Linked DNA regions of Homo sapiens: region 1 is linked to region 2. A link is a loop called in an ENCODE intact Hi-C map of the cell type or tissue named here. Cell type or tissue: MCF 10A. All regions are shown on one strand.

Region 1 (2,500 bases), 180 kb before region 2:
AAGAATGGGAATGACAACTTTCAAGCTCTTTATATGGTGGAGTTCATTATGAGACAAGCTTAAAGGGAGGCTGACCCCATTTGGGAAGTTAGGCTTCCAGAATCAGTATCCATTCTCCTGCTAATAGATATTTAGATTATGTCCAATTTCAAGCTTTTATGAATAAAACTGCTACAAAAATTCATGTACAAGACTTTGCATGGTTGTATGATTTCATTCCTCTTGGGTAAATACCTAGAGTGGAACAGCTGGATCATTATATGGTAGCTGTATATTTAACTTTCTAAGAAACTGACATACTCTTTTCCAGAGTGGTTGTGTCATTTTACTTTCTTACCAACAAGGTGTAAGAGTTCTGGTTGCTCAACACCCTCACCAACACTTGCACAATAAGGAACTTTTGAAGGAAATATATACAGACGGTCCCCGACTTAAAATTGTTCTACTTAACAATTCTTTGACTTCACAATGGTGAGCAAGCGATATGTATTCAATAGAAACTGTACGTTCGAATTTCGATGTAATGTAATCATCATTATCTTGGTATAAGATATTCAGAAAATATGCGGGTCCATTAAAGAAACCTGGAACATCAAGATTTTTAAATATTCAGCGATGATTCCACAGCTTTAGTGTTCAGTAAGAGTTACTGTGTTTCTTTCCAAAACTCATTAATTTAGCCATTTAAAACCAATACAGATAGGCCGGGCACGGTGCCTCACGTCGGTAATCCTAGCACTTTGGGAGGCCGAGGCGGGTGGATCACGAGGTCAGGAGATTGAGACCAGTGTGGCCAACATGGTGAAACCCTGTCTCTACTAAAAACACAAAAATTAACCGGGCATTGTGGCTTGCATGTGTCTGTAGTCCCAGCTTCTCAGGAGGCTGAGGCAGGAAAATAACTTGAGCCCAGGAGGCGGAGGTAGCAGTGAGCCAAGATCGCGCTACTGCACTCCAGCCTGTGCAACAGAGCGAGACTCTGCCAAAAAAAAAAAAAAAAAAAAAAAAAACAGATAAAGAGATCTATCATACAGCAGGATCAAATTTTGTGAGAGTCAATTAAAGGAGATAACAATTACATAATCTGAGAAAAGTCTGACTAGAGATGGGGCTTAGACACTCTCTTGCTTTTCTTTTATGTAGATTGATAAAGTCTACTTTTGTCAAGGAGCCGACAATCCCTCCTTTCCTTTCTTTATTATCCTGCAGCTGGTGGAGCAGAAATATGAACCATGTAGTGACATCAGAGGTAGAATACGGCTGCAGAGCCGGTTTCTAACAGTCATGAGTCAAAGGCACCACTCCACCTACAAATCTGCGGTTGGATTGTGGGCCCTGGGCACTCTGTAGCAACTCTACAAACATCATTGTCAATAACAAATTCATTTCTTAAGCAGAGTTTAAATTCAAAGTCAGAGGAATGTGGGTTACAGATCTCAGCTGTCATTTATTAGCTGTGTCTCTTGGTCATATGAATTAGCCTTTCTAAATGCCATTTCTTCATTAGTAAAGAGGAGTAATAAATATTACCTACCACATGAAATCTTTGTAAAGATTTAAGTAGATAATACATTAGAAGTCCTCAGCACAGTGGCTAATATTTAGAACCACTCAATAAATATTAGCTCTACTTTTTGCTTCATAATAGATGATGTTACTAGATTTCTCTCCAAGCTTCTAGCATGTTCAATGGATGCTTATCTTAGAGCCAGGATCCTATAGCAAAGAGAGTTAGTAGACTAGTTATACTCATATGAGCCATTTGAGAAACATATGTGGTGCCAAAGTAAGTGTTACAAATAGTACTACAGACAGGGAGTCTTAAAAGAGGGAATCAGAAAATGAGAAACATCTCAACATTTTTATTTATTTATTTATTTACTTATTTATTTTTGAGATGGAGTCTCTCTTTGTCACCCAGGCTGGAGTGCAGTGGTGCGATCTCGGCCCACTGCAACCTCGGCATCCCGGGTTCAAGCGATTCTCCTGCCTCAGCCTCCCGAGTAGCTGGGATTACAGGCGCCCACCACCACACCTGGCTAATTTTTGTATTTTTAGTGGAGACAGGGTTTCACTGTGTTGGCCAGGCTGGTGTCAAACTCCTGACTTCAGGCGATCCGCCCACCTCAGCCTCCCAAAGTGCTGGGATTACAGGCATGAGCCACCACGCCTGGCCTCGACATTTATTTAATACTCACCAAATTCCAGGCACTATACCAGGACATTAAGTATTAGGTCTCTGTGCCACAGCTATGTGAGGAAGGGCTTGATAGGTAGATCATGATCCTCAGAGAAGAGCATGGTCACACAGCTGGTGAGGGGGAAGGCAATGATTTCGACCCATGTTGATGTGAGCACAAAGCCTCTGCTAGGCCTTGGATACCCAAAAGGTGGGTTGGACTTGCATCTGCAGAGGAAAGGGAGAAGGGCAGCCTTAGAAAAGGAACTAAGTTTTGGAGCCAAGCTAAGTAAAATGTGTTCTGGAAACAATGATTCTTAG
Region 2 (2,500 bases):
AGGAAGGGCACCTGGCCCTAGGGAACAAACTACTTGTGAAAAGAGAAGAGAATCCATAGTAGGTACAGGAGGGCAGTGGGCAGAGGAGGAGGAAGCATGAACCTGAGGTGCCGCTATGCTAGCAAGACTGGCACCAGGGCAAGGGACACCACCAGGTAACACGGTGTCATTGGCAGGTGGCTAGACAGATGCAGCATTGTCTTTGGCGTCTGTCACAGAACAAAGCAGGGCATTAGGGGGCCATGCAGGAGAGAAGGTGCCTCAGTGGCATGGACACAAGAGTGTGGAACAGGTATGACAGATACTCACGCAATGACAGTGACAGTCATGCATGCTTGGAGCCACTCGGGGGTGTGGATATGGTTTGCCCAGGCCTTGGGCTGCTAGGCAGCATTTTGAATGGCCAAAGCTCAAAGCAGGGGCTGCACGGCCTCCTTCATGAATACATGAGGACCTCGCTCCCCCTGGAGTTCAGCAAAAGACAGCAGCAGGTTCTGACCTGTGGCAGCCACAGCAGGCTGGAGGAAGGTGTACCAAAGTCAGGGAAGAGAAAGGCACTGTTCTTCCAGACGGCCAGTCTGTGCCACAGAGTGACCCTAACTGGGCCCCTCCTGGGCAGAGGACAGTGATGAGGAAGTAGTAGTCTGGGCAATGTACAATGTAGCTGCCTCTCTCTTCTCTCTTCCCTTCTCCCTTGCAGTGGCATAATCAGCAGGGGCTACCATCTCCTACAGCTCGCCCAGCTTCTCCTGCAGCTCCTCCTTGACATGCTGCTCAGACTAAAGTGCATTGTTGATCTCCATATTCTCACTGTTCTGGACAGAGAGAAGCAATCACGCCACCCACTGCAGCTGGAGACCGCAGAACTTGGTGTCTGCCTCCCATGGCGCCGGGAAGGATGGAGGCAGATTAGAAAAATGATCCCCTCTCCCCCATAGCCATCAAACCAGGGCTCTGGCTCACAGGTCCCTTCAGAAGTGCCACTTCACATGAGGGCTACACTGCCCCACTTAACAGATGGGGAAACAAAGGCCTAGAGGGCTGGGGAGGAGGGCAGTCTCCCCAGGTGGGATGCACCAGTTTTACAAAGCTGCTCTCTGTAGCTGCTCCTTGAGCTCAGGGTTCTGGGAGAGTGTGGGGCTGATGGTGGTGAGGTCATTTTGCACGGTCCCCAGGGTTTGCCTGCATACCTCCGCCTGCTCCCCTCAGAGCTCAGCCACCCGCCCCAGCTCCAGCAGCCTCTCCTGCTCCCAGTTCAGGCATTTCAAGTCCTCATTGTCTTGCATGTGGGCCCACTGGAGCTGTCCTGCTAGACTTTCCAGCTCCTCCCACAGGTGCTCAGCCTCTGCCTGTAGCTGCTGCTGCAGCTGCAGACCCCAGAACTTGGTGTCTGCCTCCCACGGCACTGGGAAGGATGGAGGCAGATTAGAAAAATCATCGCCTCTCATCCACAGCCATCAAAGCAGGGCTCTGGCTCACAGGTCCCCTCAGAAGTGCCGCTTCACATGAGGGCTGCGCCCCCTGCTGGGGGCTCCAGGGGTGGGATTCAGCTGAGAAAGGAAGCAGACAATAACGGCCTCTGGATTCTCAAAAACACCCTCCTCTTGGTACACAGCTCCTCTCGGGCTCCCCAGACTTGGCCTCCCTGCTAATGATTCTCAAAAAAACCCTCTGCATTCTCAAAAAAAAAAAAACCCTCCTCTTGATCCACTGCACCCCTCAGGCTCCCCAAACTTGGCCTCCCTGCTAATGATTCCTTGCACCCTGATGGTAGCCAATCTTCCAAGCCACTTTCAGATAGAGACAACTGTGGGTGGCTGACAACACACACTTTTTCCTCTTTGCTGATGGGGACATTGAGGCTCATGACGATTACAAGACTTGCCGCCTCCTGGCACAGACCTCTTTCCCTCTGCCTCAAAGCCTTTCCATGCATCCACCTCTCTGGCATTCTAAGCCATCCCCACAGCCCTCTGATGCCAGTCCTGCTCCCAGGTCACCCCAGCCCCAGCTTACCCATCTGGTTCCTTAGTTCAGCCAAGATCGTCTCCAGCTCCTGTACTCGACTCATGCTATGCACCGTCTCCTCCCTCAACGCGTGCACCTGCCCAAAGCACAGGGGGAAAGGGCCCTGCAGAGAGGGGCTGGCAGCTGGACAAGCTACCATCTCCCTCTCTGCCCCTACCTCCACAAAGCCCAGACCCATGACCACCTCTGGCTGTGCTCCTCCCATTTCACAGATGCCTGGAACAATCAAGTGACCTATCTACGGTGGGGGCTGAAGGGTCAGGTCTCACCTGCTCTGACATCTCCCGCATCCTCTGCCACCACAAGGCGCTCTCTCCTTTCAGATTCTCAGCGTGTTGATCTTTCTCCATCTGTAGTTGTTTCAGTGACCCCATTACCTGCAAGAATGGGCACAGAAGTTAGGAAGGGCTGTCACTGGTCCTCACACGCTCCTGGCCACCTGGGGTCATCTTCCTTCCACATCCCTCCCTCT

What was found. Hi-C counts contacts between places; a loop is a spot of excess contacts. Peaks named below come from ENCODE experiments on the same cell type or tissue, not always from the same donor. Only the 100,000 strongest peaks of a DNase experiment are listed, where the experiment ranks them.
Region 1: a loop joins it to region 2, with 6 times the contacts of the local background. A loop is called at or near these places in 21 of 110 quality-filtered maps.

The regions. Positions count from the first base shown.
Region 1 is chr15:62,074,815-62,077,314 of GRCh38, forward strand. No RefSeq gene overlaps it. Among named protein-coding and RNA genes, the nearest start is that of C2CD4A, 9.1 kb to the left of the region's middle. In MCF 10A, no CTCF peak of the experiment used is centred here; a DNase peak (open chromatin) is centred at 1,267.
Region 2 is chr15:62,253,021-62,255,520 of GRCh38, forward strand. It overlaps the pseudogene GOLGA2P11. Among named protein-coding and RNA genes, the nearest start is that of MIR8067, 50 kb to the right of the region's middle. RefSeq lists an enhancer at 716-1,608 and a silencer at 1,330-1,624. In MCF 10A, a CTCF peak has its summit at 1,528 (motif pointing left); a DNase peak (open chromatin) is centred at 1,501.